5 separate regions of the Mus musculus genome follow, and regions 2, 3, 4 and 5 are each linked to region 1. A link is a loop called in an ENCODE intact Hi-C map of the cell type or tissue named here. Cell type or tissue: heart. All regions are shown on one strand.

The links. Peaks named below come from ENCODE experiments on the same cell type or tissue, not always from the same donor. Only the 100,000 strongest peaks of a DNase experiment are listed, where the experiment ranks them.
Region 2: a loop joins it to region 1, with 10 times the contacts of the local background. A loop is called at or near these places in 14 of 42 quality-filtered maps.
Region 3: it touches region 1 in a loop (2.2-fold over the local background); 5 of 42 quality-filtered maps call a loop at or near these places.
Region 4: a loop joins it to region 1, with 2.4 times the contacts of the local background. A loop is called at or near these places in 5 of 42 quality-filtered maps.
Region 5: it touches region 1 in a loop (6-fold over the local background); 12 of 42 quality-filtered maps call a loop at or near these places.

The regions. Positions count from the first base shown.
Region 1 is chr13:24,918,076-24,922,075 of GRCm38, forward strand. It overlaps Aldh5a1 (aldhehyde dehydrogenase family 5, subfamily A1), which reads right to left. Exons shown (of 10, transcript NM_172532.3): 5 at 1,604-1,747; 6 at 426-569. Among named protein-coding and RNA genes, the nearest start is that of 4932702P03Rik, 14 kb to the left of the region's middle. In heart, a CTCF peak has its summit at 2,484 (motif pointing left); a DNase peak (open chromatin) is centred at 2,508.
Region 2 is chr13:24,479,683-24,483,682 of GRCm38, forward strand. No RefSeq gene overlaps it. Among named protein-coding and RNA genes, the nearest start is that of Gm22013, 5.1 kb to the right of the region's middle. In heart, a CTCF peak has its summit at 2,382; no DNase peak of the experiment used is centred here; H3K27ac peaks cover 754 bases.
Region 3 is chr13:24,829,185-24,833,184 of GRCm38, forward strand. It overlaps Acot13 (acyl-CoA thioesterase 13), which reads right to left and starts at 2,305. Exons shown (of 3, transcript NM_025790.2): 1 at 2,042-2,305. The coding sequence starts at 2,122. It overlaps Tdp2 (tyrosyl-DNA phosphodiesterase 2), which reads left to right and starts at 2,475. Exons shown (of 7, transcript NM_019551.2): 1 at 2,475-2,745; 2 at 2,826-2,911. The coding sequence starts at 2,548. In heart, no CTCF peak of the experiment used is centred here; a DNase peak (open chromatin) is centred at 2,417; H3K4me3 peaks cover 2,740 bases; H3K27ac peaks cover 2,241 bases.
Region 4 is chr13:24,843,525-24,847,524 of GRCm38, forward strand. D130043K22Rik (RIKEN cDNA D130043K22 gene) reads left to right here and starts at 1,607. Exons shown (of 21, transcript NM_001081051.2): 1 at 1,607-1,775. In heart, no CTCF peak of the experiment used is centred here; a DNase peak (open chromatin) is centred at 1,567; H3K4me3 peaks cover 858 bases; H3K27me3 peaks cover 407 bases.
Region 5 is chr13:24,711,293-24,715,292 of GRCm38, forward strand. Ripor2 (RHO family interacting cell polarization regulator 2) reads left to right here. Exons shown (of 23, transcript NM_029679.2): 17 at 2,330-2,465; 18 at 3,998-4,000. Among named protein-coding and RNA genes, the nearest start is that of Armh2, 28 kb to the right of the region's middle. In heart, no CTCF peak of the experiment used is centred here; DNase peaks (open chromatin) are centred at 1,489 and 2,489; H3K4me3 peaks cover 653 bases; H3K27me3 peaks cover 39 bases.

The sequences.
Region 1 (4,000 bases):
GGAATGGGAAGATAAGAGTATCACCAGGGCTTGCTGGCCTATCTAGATCCAGGTTCAATGAGAGACCCTGTCTCAGGGGTATAAGGTAGAGAGTGATAGAGGATGGCAGCCATCCTCTTCTGGCTTCTGCATATACTGGAAAGGGGTCATGGGCCTACATGTCTGTGCATTGAGACACATACACCAAACACATATACATAAAGACATTTGCAATTCTGGAAATGCTTTGAAGCAACAGACTAGCTCTTACTTCTCTTTGGACTATTCAAGCCTACCTCATGCCTGACAGAAAGTACTAGGTAAACACTTGCTACACAATGACTGAGCAGATGAACAAAGGAACCGGAAGAGAGGCAAGGCCTTGGTCTTTGTAAAACACATATGCATCCCCTTACCCCAGCACCAAAACATTCTGCATGACTCACCTGCCCAGCATTCCTAAATTTAGACGCCATTGCCCCCGCGACGGCCTGGTCTACGTTGGCACTGTCAAAGACAATGAATGGGGCGAGGCCACCCAACTCCATGGAGACACGCTTCACAGAATTTGCTGCGTGATGTAGCAGGATCTGCAGGAGGCACAGTAGGAGGAAAATAATGTGAGCATCCAAATCAATGGCCAGGGTGTTATTGTTTGCATAGAAAGTACCTTCCTCTGATGGCCCAAATGTCCAAAGAGTGGTCACCAATTCTAGCTGAGGGGGGTATTCATTAGGGACTGGGGTCTAGCTCAGGAAGGAGGTCATGGGGAAATGTGTTTGGAGGATGTATCTGGTCCTGGACCCCTTTCTCTCTCTCTTTGTTTCCTGGCCACTAGAAGGTGAGCAGCTCTTCACCACCAAGGCCTCCTTCCATGAGACTTCTGCCTCACTACAGGGATAAAAACAAGGGAGCCAAGTGACCATGGACAGGAACGGAACCTCCTATACCAGGAGCCAAACGTCCCCAAGCATCCCTCCTCCTTTAAGTTACTTTTCTCACGTATTTTACAACAACAGAAAACCAGCATAGAAGGCAGCTAAAACCTTTGTTTTACAAAATTACCCAAGGATGAAAATTTAAGGTAGGCACAAAGTCACCTTGCTTTAGATATCATTTTGCATAAGAAAAAGGAAACATGAGAATATATTGTTTTAAATATCTTTGTATTTATTCTTTGAGAAGTTCATACATGTATGCAATGTATTCTGGAGCATACAGATTCTTATTTTGATAGATTTGATTTAAAAAATGGCTAGGAAGGTAGTAGGGAAGTAGAAGTGATTATTTACAGAAAGGGGGAAGGACAGTGACATTGAGGGCTGCGGCAATGGCAAAGACGAACAACGTTAACACTGTCCTGAGTTTTAAACCATACCATCAATTCAACAATGACACGACAGGCCAGGCGTGGTGGTATATTTCTTCAATCCCAGCACTTGAGAGACAAGTGGATCTCTCTGTGAGTTCAAGACCAGCCTGGTCTACATAGCAAGTTCCTGGCCAGCCAGGGCTATGTAGACCTTGTCTCCAATAAAATTAAACAAAACCATACAATAGTAATCTCACACCCTGTAAATAGAAAGCATTAGAGTAACACCTGTTTGGCTCTGACATTACATACCTTTCCCGTTGCTGTTGAGCCAGTAAAGGAAATTTTGGACACCAATGGATCGGTACACAGGACCTCTCCCACTTCCTTGGCCTTGTTTCTAGAGCAGGGAATGACGTTGTAGACACCTGCAGGGATTCCCGCCTGGTTTGCAAGCTTTAAAGAGAAACAGCAAACACACCATAACAAGGATTGAACTGAAAAAAAACAAAACAAACAGAACCAGAAGTAAACATGTTTAACCCGGAATGCAATGTAAAACATAAGTTGCCTTGGGCCACAGTAAAAACCATACTGAAGAGAATCTGACCTGGTGGTGCACGTCTATAACTCTAACTCTTGGGAGGTAAAGGCAGGAGGATCACAAACTCAAGGTCATCTTCGATTACATAGTGAGTTCAGGGCCAGCCTGGGCTATAGGACACCCTATTCCCTCACAATAATATATTATGGGCTGGATAAACAGCTCAGTGCCTATTAGCATGTATGGCTCTCTTTGAGAGAACCCGAGTTTAGTTCCCATCACCCATAGCTTACCACCCTCCAGCTCCAGGGTATCCTATACTCTTTTCTGGTTTGGGTACAGTTCCCCCTCCCATACACATATAAATGTAATTAAAGATTTAAAAATATGTTAACATCAGCACCAATAAAAAACCTTCTTTTAGGTCCATATATGTGCATGTATATGTGTGACTATGTGTGTATATGTCTATTCACACGCACATATGTGCTAAAGATTAAAGCCACAGTCTCTCTCTGCTAAGCACACACTGTGACTGAACTACCCTCCTAGCCTCCTAAATAAATACATGGGTATAACTAAGTAGCAATGTGAGTTCCATCCACCAAGTACAGTGTCTTAGGTAAGAGCTTTAGCGCCACCTCCTGTTCAGTCTGAGGCAAATCTCAAGCTTTTTGACTGACTGTAGACTCCAGCGTGGAGCGGGGAAAGGATGTCTAGAGAAAACTCACGAAGCTGCTCACTAGTTCCTGTGGGTCAGAGCTGAGGAAAGGGAGGCACAGACAGGAGGAACTCAACAGAGGTGAAGATCTGGGGAGGAGGGAAGCAGCCACTGACCCCAGCCACCTGACCTGGGGACCTGGGCCTTGCCAGGACAGGGTCTAGAGCAGGTCTGTCCTGAATTTCCCAGATCTCTATAGCCCTCATTAGCCTCAAAATGGTGGCCATCCTCCTGCCTCAACCTCCCCAGTACTGATATTACTGGAGTAGTTAGTAAGGTTTTTTGTTTGTTTGTTTTTGTTAGCAAGGTTTTTAATCTCACTAATCTCTCACAAAAACAATAAGTATGAAGCGAATGTCCTTGTATGTTAATCAAAGTATTAAAACAAATCAAATCAGCAATGTGGTAGCAAATCCAAATATCAGGACATTATTTATGAGAAGACCGAGGGACCAAGTTTCTCCACAGACAGAAACTGCAAGTGGGTAGAGGCCTGCGGGATAAGACCTATGTGAGGAGGGAGCCCAGAGAACGCCCCCGGACAGACCCAAGGGAAGCCCATGGGTGCTCACGGGACCCCCCGGGACACAGGCAGACCACCTGGAAAAATGCAGATGCAAACCTGTAAGTCAGAATAATTAGAGAGAATACAATAAAAAAAATTGAGAGTTTAAAAAAAAATCAGAAATGACCACCAAGCTACAAGAACATGAGAAAGAAAAAGTAACCCACAAAACCTTTGTGTTGGCTGCTTTCTGTCAGGGTGCTACCACAGGAAGTCAAGAGGGGTGGGTACCAATGGAGGCAGGCCTTCTGCTTGTTTGTTTAGTTTGCGACAGGCTCTTCCTGGGTAGCCAGGCTGACATCAATCTTTCTGCCTCCGCCTCCCAAGCGAAGGCTTCAAGTGTAGTGGCTTAGCCCCTGGTCTTTAGATCACCAAAGGCTTGCTCCCTGTGATGACATTCATTGCTGATGTACAGGACAGCCTAGGAGACATGTGACCGAGCACAGGAGACACTCGTCACCTGTGGGCTGGGGTCCGCAGACCCAGTCAAAAGAGGAAAACAGGAAGCCAGCTGAGAACGCCATTCACTTGATTTTGCCTCCTGACTGCAAACCTAACTCAACAGGTTACCTCAGGCTCCTGAGGACATGACTTCAGGGCCATGATGAACTGCATCCCCTAAAGCTACAAGTCTCCTTCCATGCCCCTGTCAGACATCTGTCACAGCAACAAGAAAAGGAGTTCAGACCCCTCCAAAGGGCATCGTGGAGCCAAGCGTTTCCTCTTTCTTTTGCTTTGGGGCTGTGAGGTGGACAGTTACCTTTGCCACACTGTTCTTACCATGATGTGCTGTTTTACCATAGGCACAAAGGTGCAGGGATCATAGCCTGGAACCTCCAAAACCTATGGATAAAGTAGACCTTTCCTCTTCATAAGCTA
Region 2 (4,000 bases), 440 kb before region 1:
TCCATGAGCTCTGCTTCTACCAGTGGGGTCACAGCCATCGCTGTCTAGGGCAGTGGTTCTCAACCTGTGGGCCATGACCCCTTTGGAGGTTGAATGACTGTTTTGCAGGGGTCACTTATGTCCATCAGAAAACACAAATATTTACATTATGATTCATAACAGCAGCAAAACTACAAAGATGAAGTAGCAATGAAAATAATTTCATGGTAGGGGGAGGAGTCACCACAACATGAGGAACTGTATTAAAGGGTCCCAACATGAGGGAAGTTGAGAACCACTGCTGTAGGGAAAAATACAGGGATTTCTTCTTCTCTCCCCCACATCCTCCTCCTCCTCCTCCCCCTCCTCCTCCTCCTCCTCCTCCTCCTCTTCCTCCTCCTCCTCCTCTTCCTCCTCCTCCTTCTTCCTTCCCCCCCTTCTTTCTTCTAACTGCATTCCTGGCACATTAGAGAAATCAAGCCAATCTTTTGGTTTCTCTTGCAGACAAATTAGTAGGCTAGTAGTCATCATTTTTGAAGTATTATACTTTAAAAACTGACATGATTTCAACTGGTAATTATCTCCATTAAAATGTATTCCTCTTGTACAAATAAACACCATGTAAATAATAAGTATACAAAAGTAAAATAACAAATGTCGCCACCCATGAAAACAATGTAGGGTTTTTTGTTGTTTACTGATCCAAAAAGGTATAAAGTTTATTTTTAGAAAATTATGTTATAAGAAATATAACTTTTAGGCTGGTACATGCCTTTTCTCCCAGCACTCTGTGGGCAGAAGGAGGCAAGTCTCTGTGAGTTCCAAGAACGATCTAATTTTTATATTAAAATAAGAGAATACCTAATAGTGTGTACACGTGGTTTTGTGTGTATATGCAAGTTTATGTGAGCATGCTTTTTCTGTGTGTGTGTGTCTGTGTGCGCGCATGTGATACATTTAGATTCTTTCCATTGGCTAGAATTCCTGAGGCTGGGTAACTGAACTGTGGCTTTTGCTGACATCGGCTCAGTCTTCCAAGGCATGGACAGGCCTGTGCGTATGACCGCCCTGGAGTCTGTATTTACATAATTTGCATATGCTCCTATGCCTTTGCTGATTTTCCATGGAGTTCCACAACACTGATTCTGCAAAGACTCCTCCCTCTGCTATTTGCAATATAGACTAAGTTCTGATCACATTCTTGCTACGATAAAATATCCTGACAAAGGCGACTTCAGAGCAGGAGGCTTGTTTGTCTACAGTCACAAGCTACAGTTCTCCGTGTTGGAACAGTGAAGCCAGGAACTGGCAGCAGCCTGTCACGTCCACAGTGAGAGTAGAGCGGGAACAAATGGATGCCTGCTTTTGCTCAGCACCCTCTTGACATTTATCTGCTCCCCGCCCCAAACCCTGGGAACAGTGACACCCACAATAGGCAGATCTCCCCACCTCAATTAATGGGATCAGAATGATTGCCCCACAGATATGCCCACAGGCCAACCTCACTCTTCTGCACAGTCCCTCTCTGAGACTCTGTTTCCAGGTAGATCTAGGATGTGCCAAGTTGACAAGCAGACCTGACCATCACAGACTATTTCTCTCTTAAAATACCTTCAGAGGTTGGGATATAGTTCAACAGTACTACATCAGTCTATATAAGCCCCAGGCCATCCCCCAAAAACACCACCACTGTGAATACACTCTCTCGAGTGCACACACACGTACACACGTGCACACATGCACACACGAATGTACCCATGATTTCCTAAATGCCTTAAGGGTAATCATATTTTATGAAAAAAAAAAACCTAACAAATACTTTAAAATATACAGTACTTATACCAATCACAAGACATTAAATTACAAAAAATATAAGACTCTGTTTGACATGTTATTTTGTTTTTAATTAATAAATGTGTTTCTTTTTAGATAGTATATTTATTTGTTTGTTTGTTTGTTTGTTTATGTGTTTGTGTGGTTGTTTGTATGTGTACCACACGCATGTGCCTGCCGAGGCCAGAAAATGGCAGCAGATTCTACAAAGCTAGAGTTACGGGCAGTTGTGAGCAACTGGATATGGGCGCTGGGTATCAAACCTGGGGTGACTGCAAGAGCAACGAGACTCTTAACCACTGAACCATCTCTCAAGCCGGATTTATTTACTGGGAGGAGGGGCCACACATACCCTGCAGGGTAAGCTCTGTGGCAGGCACATCTCTACTCAGCCATCTCTCCAGCAACATGTATTATTATTTTAGCAGTAGAAGACCGAAGACAATTGAGAAAATAGGATAGCTGTCCAGAATGTAAAGATATTTACTTTTTCCTTTGGACACGCTGAACTACTCTAATTTGAGCTGGACAACACACCAAGGCCTGGGAAACTGCAATGAGCCAAAGTTGTCAGTAGGTGACAGAAGAGCACTGCACAGCACCAATTGAGCTCTTTGAGGCTGTTGAGCTGTTTGAGGTTATTGAGCTATTTGGTTGAGAGACTTACAGAGAAGCTATTCTCTTCAGGAGCACCTAAGGGGAGGAAGGCTTCCTTCCAGCACATTCCGTTCCAGGAATCACCCGTTTTTATGGGGAACCACCTAAGGCATTCAGGTTACATCTTGTAAAAGAAGAGCTCTTGTGAGGGCATACGACATCTTCATTCCTTCTGCCTTTCAGATTGAGGATAATCAGATCGTATATTTCTTTTCTAAAACAAGATGTTGGTGTGTAACCCGGGATGCTCTCAGACTCTCAGCTCTCTTCCTCCCTCCATTCCACAGTTCTGAGCTTATAAGAATTACAGACTTACCTCTGATTGGCAAGTGTCTATTTTCCCTGCAAACTCTGAGAAACTTTGTATAGCTGTATCCAAAGAAAGAAGTGTTTTCATAATGCCATAGAGAACAGTTTGAGTTTTGCTTCATTAGACAAAGCCACGTTTCTTCTTGTCTTCTGGGTCATTGCCTTCTCCTGCCTGCTCCTTTTCTAATTGTACATCTTTGGGAGACTAGGCATCAAAACAAGCCTGACTAAGGCCTTTATTTATGGATGTGCTGTCCAGTGAATACAAAAACACTAGAGTCCCTGGCTTAGTCCGGTTTTGTCAACTTGACACAAACCTAGACATTATCTGAGAAGATGAACCTCAAATGAGAAAATGCCTCCATCAGATTGCCTAGAGGAAACTCTAAGAACATTTTCTCCATTAAATATTGGTTTGAGAGGATGCAGCCTAGTGGGGGGGGGGCGTCTGGGTGTGTAAGAAAGCAGGCTGAGCAAGCCATGGTGGGCAAGCCAATGAGCACTGTTCCTCCATGGCCTCTGCTTCAGTTCCTGCTTCCAGGTCCCTGCCTTCAGATCCTGTACTGATTTCCATTTATTTCCGTTCCTTCTCTAGTTGCTCTTCATGGTGTCTTATAATAGGACTAGAGACCCTAAGACACGGGGTTCCAGAGATGGCTCAGTGGTTAGGGGAACTGACTATCCTTCCAGGGGACTTGGGTTCAAATCCCAACATCCACATGGCAGCTCACAGCGTCTGTAACTCCAAGATCTGACATTCCTACATAGACATACACTCAGGCAAAACACCAACACACATAAAATAAAGTAAATAAGATTTTTTTTAAAAAAGATGAAATAGAGGAAACCAAGACACTCCTCTAATGCTGAAAACTCTTTTGGTTTTTTTTTTTCTTTTTATCTTCCTCTTTTCTCTTCTCTTCTCTTCTCTTCTCTTCTCTTCTCTTCTCTTCTCTTCTCTTCTCTTTTCTTCTCTTCTCTTCTCTTCTCTTCTCTTTTTTCTTTCTTCTCTTTTCTTTAGAAAAGAGGACAGTGGATTCTTAGTGTGTTCCCAGCCCCAGCCCATGGATGTTCAGGAAGTGGAGTTTTTGCTCATAAACCAAGCTAGGTGGTGTGGCCACAGATATCACACTGCCAAAGGGCACAGCCCTGAGAGGCCTTGTGTGTTAGTGATCCTCTGGTATTCCAAAGGATGGGCCCTGCCTAATCGTCTACCACAGTG
Region 3 (4,000 bases), 89 kb before region 1:
AGACAGAGGCATGGAAAGTCAATACAAGTTTCAGACCAGTCAGGATCCTGTCTCAAAAAACAAAACAGCCGGGCGGTGGTGGCGCATGCCTTTAATCCCAGCACTCGGGAGGCAGAGGCAGGAGGATTTCTGAGTTCGAGGCCAGCCTGGTCTACAGAGTGAGTTCCAGGACAGCCAGGGCTATACAGAGAAACCCTGTCTCGAAAAACAAAACAAAAAAAAAAAAAAAAAAAAAGGAAATCACAAAACCCACACATACACATATACATGCCATTATACAAAAATATATACTTTAGTCTTAGCTTCTCATCCCACATAAAACAACCTCTTGTGTGTGTGTGGGGGGGGGACTTTTGGGATAGCATTGGAAATGTAATTGAAGAAAATACGTAATAAAAAAAAAAAGAAAAAAAAAGAAAAAAAAAACCAAAACAACCTCTTATCTGTCTGTCATAAGTTATCAATCACACAATAACTATTATTATATTATCGACCCCATGTAGTTTAACAGCCACTAGCTGCTACCTATAAATAATAAACTTGTGCAGTGTGGCTAGCCATACTACAAATGTGAGATTTATGCTAATTTTCAACTATTAAGTGTTTTAAAAAAAAAATCACTTTTTTTTTTTTTTGAGGGATTTGTTTATGTAACTAGCTTACAAGCTAGCCTGCATCAGCCTCCCTTAGCCTGGAATTACAGGCAGGTACCAAGCTGAACGTAGGTATGAGAATTTTAATTAGTTACTCAAAGGCAATCAAACCAATGTCAAAATTACCTCACAAAAAAACAGTCAGATGCTGTGGCACATACTATTCATCCCAATACTCAAGTAGCAGAGGCTGATCAATCTCTGTGAGATCCAGGATGACCTGGTCTACATGTCAAGTTCTGGATAGAACTTAAATAAATAATAGAAAATAAATAAATAAATAAAACCAAATAAATACGTTACAAAATATTCTAATACCCAGGAGGGTGAGGAAAGCTTACGGAGAAGTGGCTATGGAACCCTGTCAACGACAGGTGCCCACCTGCAACCCTGTCAATGACGGGCTCCCACCTGCAAGCTTGGATTAACTACATCCCAGTCCTCATAAAGTTGTTTTTGGTTGTTTTTAAAGAATTAAAATTTCCTCTTAAATCATTAAAATTCTTTTTAGGTAATATTATCTTTCTAAAAGTCACTGTCAAATGCTGTCCTTAGTTTTGAAATATTTCCTATTGGAAAACATTAAATATATTTACCTAAGGGTTATTTCCTATTTTTTTGACACTTTATGAACATAGTTAAAAAATTCTAAGAGGGGGCGTGTTCAGGAAAAAGATTTCAAATGCCTGTTGTTGACCAAAATTTATATTTCATGCCCAAATTCTTTTTAAATTTCCAAGTATTTTTTCTTAATCAGAAAAATAGACATGCGTGCATTAAAACATTTATTAAAAAGTCTGCAGCAAGTTCTAAGGTTAAGTGTCTTTCTACTCTGACAATACCACGCACTGGACTTCTGCTACGGATATTTATTAAGGATTGCTTCCTATAGAACACAATGTCTATAAAGTCTGGAAAACAGTAGTCTACGTTAGTTCATGTGGAATGGCAGGGTGCAGGCACTGGTCCTGGTTAACTCTGTAGACTCCCAGGCCAGCCTGGACTACAAGGGTTCTCAGCCAACAAACGTTACATAGTTACATAGACCTAGTTACAAAGACCTAGTCTCAAAAGCAAGAAATACAACACACGTACAGGTGGTTCTCGCATTCACTTCCGTACCTCAAACCTCCTTGACTCTTAAGAAACAATTCCTATATACTAGCCCTGCAGGCTCCAGCGTCCCTTAAATGGTACGCTGACATTTTTTCTCCACACACTCCAACAGTTTGCTGGTTAAAAAAAAAACAAAAAACAAAAAACCAAACATGCTTATTTACGTTTCGATGAGAATCCACGCCACGCACTTCCCCTGCGTTTGCGAGGCCACTAAGGTGTTTTACTAGGTTCGTCCCCTTCACCAGATACTTCGCCTACAATAAATATACCTTTTCCAAAACTCTATCAAAACCGGGAACTTTGAACATAACCTTCATTACTTCTCGTAGGTTCTGGGTCATGCTGCTCATCGTGGACGCAAAGCAAGAGTCTGGGCTCTGCGAGAATGAACTCTGGAAGAGACGTTTGTGAGAGGACAAGGGTGTGGAAGGTCAAGTCTGCAAGCCCGGCCGCTGTCGCGTCGTGCTCGGGAGAAAGGATCGCGCGCCCCGGTCGCCCTGGTCCTAGATGATCACGGGTTACCTTCACTCTTTAGCGCCCCAGCGCGCACGCGCAACCTTCAGGCCTCCTCGGCCCCTCCTTCCCCTCCCCTCCCCCTCCCCCTCCCCATCTGCGCCTCGCTGGCCGCGGACGGGGACCAGAGAGGGCGGTCTTCTTGCCGGAAGGTTGACGCGGACGCGCTTGCACGCTGCGCGCCTGCGCAGGTTCCGGCGTTCGCGATCAGTCGCGCGGGAAGCAGCGTGAAGAGCGGGTGTTTTGAGGGGACCCTGCGGCGATGGCGTCTGGCAGCAGTTCCGATGCGGCGGAGCCCGCAGGGCCGGCAGGGCGGGCGGCGTCGGCGCCCGAAGCAGCACAGGCGGAGGAGGACCGGGTGAAGAGGCGGCGGCTTCAGTGCCTGGGCTTTGCGTTGGTGGGGGGATGCGACCCCACGATGGTCCCCAGCGTCCTGCGGGAGAACGACTGGCAGACGCAGGTCAGTTCGCGTCTCTCGCTTCCGCCGCTCTCCCCCGGGAGGCGGGGCGCGCCCTGCAGCCTTGTGCCTTTGCTTTTCAGAAAGCCCTGAGCGCCTACTTCGAGCTGCCAGAGAACGACCAAGGGTGGCCGCGCCAGCCTCCCACGTCCTTCAAGTCCGAGGCCTAGTAAGCGACGGGGGTCGCGGGCTGCTCGCCGAGGGCGGGGAGGGACCGCCTGCTGGGCTTGGGCGTCCGAGGACCGGGACCTGGAAAAGGGCGGCCGGCGCCCCAGAGCTGGAAATCTCAGGGAATGCTTCCGAGGATGCAGGGTCACTTCCCAGCGGGACTTGTCTTTGTTGTTTTGGGACGAGTCTCACTGTGTAGCGCTTGGCTGGCCTGGAACTCGTCGTTATTTGAACCAAGCTGGCCTCGAACTCAGATCAGCTTGCTTCTGCCCTCTCAGTGCTGGCACGTTGAAGGCACATACTAGAACTGGCTTCCAACGTGATTTATTTTATTTTATTTTATCTTATTTCTTAAACCTGAAGATTATTTTATGTATTTTGAGGCAGAACCTCACCCTTTATCCCTGGCTGGCCTGAGCTTGGTGTGTAGACTAGGTTGGCCTCAAACACAGATCTACCTGCCTCAGAATCGAATGGGCTGGATTTAGAGTGCCCACCACCACACTGGGATGGAATTTTTGTTTAATGTTACCGTTATTTGTTCTTTTTCGAGACAGAGGCTTGCAATAATCCTGACCTCCAGCTCTCTTCCAGCCTCCCTTTTGCTAGCATTGCATCTGATTCCAGCACTCCCTACCCGAACTTTTTATTTGAGCCATATATGTCCAGGCTGACTTGGAACTCCTTTGTGGTCAAGGCTTGCCTTCCATTGGCCCAGTACTGGGATTAAAGGTTTGTGAAACCCTGGCTACTGAAATACACTTACTGACCTGAAATATTGGTGATATGTAAACTGAAGATTAGAAAAAAAACAGAGGTAGAGATTTTCTCCTGAAGAATGGTAACCTGTAAGTCTCCTTGTTTCTGCATAGTTTATCTGCTCTCCTCTTGCCAAAGAACGATAGTTTTTCTTTTGAGACAGGTTTGTTTCAAGTTTGATTAGTTTGGCACAAGTTTGTGTGTAGTTCAGGCCGGCATTGAGCTCCTAGCAATCTTGCCTCAGCCTGTGGGAACTAAAAACCATACCAGCCAGGTTTAATATTTGTTTTTAGTGTATGCTGTTCCTGTTGTCTCAATGCCCTGCCTCCGA
Region 4 (4,000 bases), 75 kb before region 1:
TTCATCACACTGATGACGGACAGAGGAGAGGTAAGCTGATTTTCTTTCTCGTGGTAAGCAGTTTGGTTGTTTTGGAGGGGGAAAGTTGAAGGTAAGTTCACATTTTCTAGTCTGTAGGGATGTGTAGTTGTTTATCTCCATTCGGACCTCTGATGACTGTCTTTTGCTCCTATATGAGGGCTGGGAGAGTTGTACACTGATTTAACTATTCTCATCTTGTGACTCATGCCTTCTGTATCTCTTCACTGCCTGCATCTTTTCTCTAGCTATCATTAATATGTACCATGAGAGAAGGAAATGTCTTCCTACAGTGAGGTTTGGTGTTTGCCCTCTGAGCCCATTTAGTGACTGAATTAATGATTTTTCCCCCTTTTTAGTCCATGCTTATTTTTATTCTCAGTCTTCTATTTTGGTTTTTTTGAAACATGGTTTCTCTGTAGCCTTGGCTGTCCTGGAACTCCCTCTGTAAACCATGTTGGCTTTGAGATGTAGCTGCCTCTACAACTGTAGGACTGGGATTAAAGGCCCGGGCCTTCTCCGTTTTATAGCTTATTCTCTTTACCTCCTTAGTGGCTCTTTATCTCCATTAGTTAACGTGTTCATCCTATATGATGCTTTTACATGTATGGTGTTTGTAAGTACACATGAGGAGGCCAGAGGGCAGTTTGTGGAGTCATTTCCAATTTTATGTGGGTCTTCTGGTAGATCTAACTCAAGTCATCAGCCTTGGTAAAGTAAGTCCCTCTACTACTGGCTGAGCCATCTCACTGCCCCTCCCCTTAAGAGAAAAGCCTCATTAAGTAGCCTGGGCTGGCCTGGTAACTGTATCTGGCTTTTTAATTTATTGTTTGAAAGAGTGTTATTGTTTGAAATCGTGAAGCTCTTGCTTCAGCCTCATGAGTCCTAGGGTGGACTTCTGTTCTTGGGTCATCTCCATTTTCTAACAGGAGACATTTAGTAACATTTGTAACCTGTCTGATGTTTCTCCACAAAGATGACAGTGCAGGCTTATACTGGTGTGCGACTCAGTCATTAAGCCACCGTGGATGTATAAAGAATACTCTGCCCGTCCTTTCTGCCCCTTAATGCCAGTTCCTAGACACTTTCTTGTCCTTATTACAAAACTAAAAATACAAGGAACAGTGTTCCACTGACTTAGAATTTCCTCTGACTCAAGATTCTCACTACAAGACACAAATGTTGAAATGCACTTGGCACCCATTTAACCTGCAAAGTAGAGTTGCTCTGTGACGACCTAGGCCCAGTTTACCATCCTTGATTTGAAAGCAGCACTTGAAACCAAGCAGATTAGTTATGGGGTTGGGGGTCTTGCAAAAAGGCTTGGCTGGAAACAAGACTTGAATGGCCAGGTGACTTGACTTGGAGTAGTCTGAGCCAAGCAGTGCTTGCTTCCCCGGGTGGAGCATTTTTCTAGACGACCTGTCTATCCCCTCAACAGTTCAGAACCATGGCAGGAAAGGGGTGGGCGAGGGACCAGAGCAGGGAAGCAACGGAGGCCCCTCTGCTTAGCGGGGCAGTGCGGGCTGCGGCGCAGGCCATCCCTAGGGGCGTGTGTGCGCGTGCGTATGCGTCGCCCTGGTAACCCGGGAGGCAGAAAGGCGCTGAATCACCAGCGCGGGCTCGCAGCGTCTGTCTGTGCAGCCGCAGGGGTGGGCAGGTGTCGCCTGCAGGTGTGCCTCGCAGGTGTCTCAACTGGACATCAGCGGCTGGCCAGTCTGGAGTACCGCGGAGCCTGGAGATCGCTGGGGATGGAGGTAAGAGCCGCACTCAGCTGCCTGCGTTCCTGTTTGGATCGATGGGTTCTCAGCAGGGTGGAGTCAGGGAGACTTGGGCAGCTAACCTTAAACCTAAGAATCGGTTTCTTTAAAGTTCATTCAGAACTGGCATTTGCTAAATGCATTTCGTATCTTAGTCAGAGGCTTTTAATCTGGACTCCAGGTCCCCGGATTTCTAGCTAGGGTGTAGTTGGGATTCCTCCTTACCTCTGCCTAGGGATGCAGGATATGAGTGTGTTTATGAGACTGGGTGATGGGGTGTTGAACGAAGCTCCAGTGAGCTTGCAGTGTTTAGCTTCAGCAGCCACCTCAGGTGCAGAATCCCATCTCCCAGCCCAGCTGGCCAACTGTCAGCAACGACGACAGCAAGCAGGTAGGTGGTGTCAGAAAAAAAAAAAAAAAAAAAAAAAAAAAAAAAAAGCCAAGAGGGGGACTTCTAAGGCTTCTTCTGGACACCTAGGAAAAGCAATCCTAGATAGTTGCATGATTTGATGGTTTCCCTGTTTCGTGGAGGCGGGAGATTTGGGGATCTTTCCAACCTCGCAAATTGCATGCTTTAGACTGAAGAATTACCTTTAAATTTCGTTTAGTGCTGTTGTCGTGGACCTCGCTACCACTTACCAAATGCATTCATCTCCTCTCTTTACCGTCACCAGAAGCTTAGCGCTGTATAAAGGCTTTTCTTCCTGCTCTTTGAATTCTCTCCAAGGAATGGCACAGATTTATCAGGATCACAAAGCTGCAATCGCTAGTCATCGTTCTCAACACCATTTGTTTTCATAATTGTCTGAAGGGAGCAAGCAAGCCGGAGCATATTCACGCTCATCTTTATTGCTGGCTTTACTGAACATTTTCGTTTGTGAGTTAGATGTTGATATTTTTCCTAGTGCTTGAGCAGAAAAGTTGAGTGGCATTTGTGTTAATAATGGAAAAAAGTGTAGATCACATTTCCTAAAAACCACAAAAATGTTCAAGGTGGATGTGTGTATTAATTTATTCCTGAAATGCACGGCGCCTGGGAAAGTTCCTCAGAGAGACTGAAGTTGTGTCACATGTACATTTTTATTTCATGCTCATGATTTTAGTTACTTCTAATGCAGATGGGGCAAAGTAGAGATTTCAGTTCAGTTCCAAACTTAGAACTCACTGAGAAAGCTGAATTCTCTGCAAACTGAACAGGAGATAAAACAAGAAACAAGACAAACAAACAAAAGCCTGCAGCAGGAATTTTTAGAACCTCCGGTAACAGGAACAGACAGCACACCGCTGCTGGGTAAAATGCCGAGGCAGGGATGCGTGTCCTTTCAGAAAGGTAACGGTCACTGAGCTCTCATCCTCACGGTTTAGAGAGCTGAAGGAGAGCTTTGGTGAGTTATAAAGTAAGAAGTATGTTTAAGGTTTGTTCTTGACTTAAGTGCCCCTCACCCCCAACAGACAGCCTTTCCTTTTAAAACCAATTTGTGGAAATAAGGATGTCTGTTTGGGGCAGGGGTTGGAGTGTGTGTGTGTGTGTGTGTCCGCGCGCGCGCGCGCGCATGTACAGTGTTGGGTGACAAATAGCCTGATGGGAAAAGATGGTCTGCTTAGGGTTGTGGTTCAGCTGTTAGAGGCGACCTCCCCTCATATTAAGGAAACTATAACCTCTAAGCCCCATTGTTCTCATCTGTAAAATAGAGAAAATAGTAAGGCCTACTCAGTGGAATTTCTATAGGAATTAAAATAAAAATAGAATTTGCACGTGCTGAGCTGTGAAGGATTGCTCAAACCCTAGTGTTGGAGGCCAGCTTTGGAAATACAGAGGGATGCTGTTGCTTTTGGTTTTGGTTTTGATTTGTGTGCGAGTGTGCCTGTATGCCACACATGGAGTTTGAACTCTTAGAGCTAGGGTTCTAGGCATTTGTAAGCTTCCTGACCTAGGTGCTAGGATCCAAACTTAGAGGCCCATTTAGAAAATAATTAAAATAAGATACTATTACACAAATGCTTCTTAAAAAACCATGGTTTCGGCCGGGCGTGGTGGTGCACTCCTTTAATCCTAGCACTTGGGAGGCAGAGGCAGGTGGATCTCTGAGTTCGAGGCCAGCCTGGTCTACAAAGTGAGTTCCAGGACAGCCAAGGCTACACAGAGAAACCCGGTCTCAAAAAAACCAAAAAAAAAAAAAAAAAAAAAAACATGGTTTCGCTGGGCGTTGGTGGCACACGCC
Region 5 (4,000 bases), 210 kb before region 1:
GGGCTGGACAGCACTAGGCACACAGTTATAGAAAACATAGAAGAAGATGACTTTCTCTAGCAAACAAATAGCTTTCTGAGCATAGTGGAACACACATATAATCCCAGGACTGGGCAGATAGACATAGGAGGATCCAGAGTTCAAGACAAAACCTGGGCTACATAGCAAGACATTGCCTCAAAGGAAGGAAGCACCTGATGGGAAAACGGAGGCATGGAGGTGCTGTGGGAAATGGGCTGGCTGTCAAAATCCTTGCCTCTGGCCAGACCTGAGCCCTGTCTATGTGCAGAGCTGTTGAGTATTTCTGCTATAGCCAGAGCATCCTCGAGCAGCCTCTCGCAGGCAGTTTTCCCTGCTGAGCGAATGGACCCAGATGTGGTGCTCATGCCTACAGTCCCAGTACTGGCAAGGCTGAGATAAGAGGATCGCTACTACACGTCTGAGAGGCCAGCCTGGGCTACAGAAGTAGATGCTGTATCAAGCCAAGAAAGAAAGGATTTTTGTTTCCTTCCAGCTATTCACTGCTTACCGTCACCTGAGTAAGACCCTTTTAGGTCTCTAATTATCTTCTCTGACTCTGATAATGTGCTAGGCAAACCGCCAGCCTCTGAGAGGCAAATAGCTTTCTTGTAAGACCTATGAGAGGTGTCTTCCATGGAGCGGGGAAGTCAGTCAGTCAGGATGCTGCTCCTCTAGCAGGGCCATGAGGGACAGTCCAACTCTCTTGTGGAGCAGATCTGTCCTAGGAAAAAACAATTTTATAGGTAATCTTCCCTTTTTTTTTTTTTTTTTTGGTTTTTTGAGACAGGGTTTCTCTGTGTAGCCCTGGCTGTCCTGGAACTCACTCTGTAGACCAAGCAGGCCTCAAACTCAGAAATCCACCTGCCTCTGCCTCCCGAGTGCTGGGATTAAAGGTGTGCGCCACCAAGCCTGGCACTATGGGTAATCTTATGGAGAAAAAGATATAAGCTGAAGGAGTGAGAATTACAATCCCCACTTCCCACTTGTTATCACCCTACAATCCTAGTGTTTCCTACCACTTGGTATATATAATTGCAGGAAGTTAAAAAAATAAATAAATAACCGGCATTCTGTGAGCTCACTGTACTTCTACTTTAGAAACAAGGTTTGTGTCCACTGTGCCTGCTGGCAGGAAAGACATCGGTGTGTAACTGATACTTTCATTTTGTTTTGACTTTTATTTTGTAGCCCAAGCTGGTTTAGAACTTAGCTGTGTAGCTGAGGCTGACCTTGACCTGACCTTCCTGCCTCTACTTGCCGAGTTTTGGGACTACGGGCATACACCACCACACTTGGGTACTTGTTAGACTCTGGAGTTTGAGAATTCCATTTATCTTTAGGGTTCGAGTGATCTAGACAGTGTGGCATGGCAGTGTCATTATCACCCAGGGGTCATGCCTGCCATCCCTGCCTACCAGGTAACCTGGGCAGGTTTCCAAGGGTCACAGAAGGAGCAGAGCCTTGGAGCAACGAGTTGCTTAGGTCCTTTCCTGTCTCAGAGCTCCTTTTCCTGCCCCCCCACCCCCCCCCAACACAAGTGAAGCCAATCTCTGTTTCTGTGGCACTGGGCCAGTTACTTACCCTGGGTGTGCCTCAGTCACAAAGTGTTTTCTGTCAACAAAATAGGACTCACTTCATCAGGTCACCATGAGACATGTGTGAACTAGCACTCGTATAGGGCTCAGAACGGCACCAGGAATACCGGCAGCACTCTTGGATTACACTGGGATAGCTCTAACCACAAGAATGACCATATGATGATATCCTCTTAACTTTCAGCTTGGAAACAGGGAAATTAAACCACGCAGTGAAAAACCCAAGCACTCATAAAAACAAATCCTATACTGCTCGTCCCCCAGGTCACAGCCTAAATGCCCTCTGCTATCTTCAAGGAGACGGAACTTTACATAGAACGAAGGGCAGGGCTGAGGGTGGAGTTTATAGCACGTATTTGGGAAGCTAAGGCAGGGGGATTATGAGTTTGAGGGCAGAGTGAGCTACATAGTTTCAGGCCAGTCTGAAGCACATGGTAGACCCTGTCTGAAAGAAAAAGAGAGGCGGGGGAGAAGAGAGAGAAGAAAATGGAAAATTCACAATAAATTGAAGCTCTGCCAGTGAGAAATCTCCAGAATATGTAAAAAGCTTGAAAGTAACAAAACCAGGTGTGATTTTTCTGACCTGAGGAACACTGACAAACTGGGACTAAAAGTGCAGCAGAGCTCTGCCTCTGCAACCTCTTCGGGAAGGATCCGGAGGGGAAGGTCACTGCCCTTGTCATCATTAAAAGGGCTTTTATTTGTCTTGTCAGCAAATCGTCTTCTCTAGCAAAACCCCCTTTGTGGCAAGAAGTCTCTTGGAGAAGCTGTCGAGGCAGGTCCTTGTGATGCAGAAGCTGGCAGCCGTGAGTGACGAGAACCTCGGGAACATCACCTCTGTGGTGGAAGGTAAGCCCGCCACCTGCAGGCCATCCCTGGAACCGAAGCACGCCCGACCACGCATGCTCACTGGAACTCAGTGGCGAGGCAGCTGAGTATACTCCAGCCTCAGTCTGGCTCCGAGCTTGTGTCTGGTGCAGAACTTTGGGGGACGGTTCAATGTGTGCGAAGATCAGACCTCATTCCTTAGTAGCCATCTACCTTGGTTTTTGAAACAGGATCTCTCACTAGCCTGAAGCTCACTAGGCTAGCTAGCCAGCAAGCCCAGGATCCTCTTGTTTCTCTCTCACCCCTCCCTAGCACTGAGGTTACAAGCACTATGTAACCAGCTTTTTAACTGTGGGTCCCGGTGTTCAAACCCGGGTCCTTGTGCTTTCAAGGCAAGCATTTTACCAATTGAGCCATTCTTCAGCTTCACAGCAGAACATGCCATGGAGTAGATACCCTTGACTTTTTGTGATCTGGCCACTGGACTCTTTCATAAAGGCAAGGGTTTGTCCTTTTTCACATCAGATATGAATGGAAACAGAGACTTCTGGGAAATCTGTAACTGAGCCTGAACCCACCCTGAAGTTCTCCCGATGCATTTCTGCCTCTCTTTTCTATTCCTGCTAAGAGCAGTGACTTTGGCAGGTAACTAAATGGTGGGAGAAATGGCAGACATTCGGGCTGCAAATGAGTTGTGTCTCGTGCTCTACTACAGCCTCGTCCTGATCACAGGCACCCACAAGTGTGATTGTGAGCATGTGCCACCTGCCCGTGCTGTCTGCTTGGACTGACCTGGGAGCCTGGGGCAGAGGAAAGGCTCTTCCAGCAAACCCTGCCGTGTTCCGGCCCCTCCGAGGGCTTATTCTGTATGGCGTTTTTGCTATAAAGTCACAGGAGTTTAGTGTGGCCTCCCCAAGGCTGAGCAGCTGTGCCTTGTCTTTGAGAACAAACAGCTGAGTAGTCACTGAGGTCTCTTTGCTCCAGGGAGGAGGGGTTTTTCTCTGGACCGCCTACCAATCCACAAAGACTGTAGTAGTTCCAGTAGAAAAGCACAGTCCTAGTGCCTGTGGGGGCATATCTAATCTCATCTACTCAGGACACTGAGACCACTTCAAGGTCAGCCTGTGCTATAGAGTGAGATCAAGGTTACCCTGGGCAAGACATATTTCAAAATCATTAGTAAAAAGGTTAGAGATGTAACTCAGTGGTAGTGCATTCCTGAGATCCTAGGATCAATCCCCAGTAACACACACACACACACACACACACACACGATGAAAGAAAAAGGAAAGAAGGGAAATTTGCCTGGGGGGGGCGGAGGGGATAGACAAGAAGATTGGGAATTCAAGGTTATCCCTTTGTTTGAGGATAAACTGGGTTACATGAGACCTAGTCTTAGATAATGAATGAATGAATGAAAATATTGTTAAAAATAAAACAAAATAAAGGTTTTTAAAAACACAAAAGACAGGCTCTAATGTCCCTGGGACAGCTTACCACCAGACCCAGGTTGCCATCATCCTCTCTTCATTAACATCCCTCTTCTCTTCCAGCCA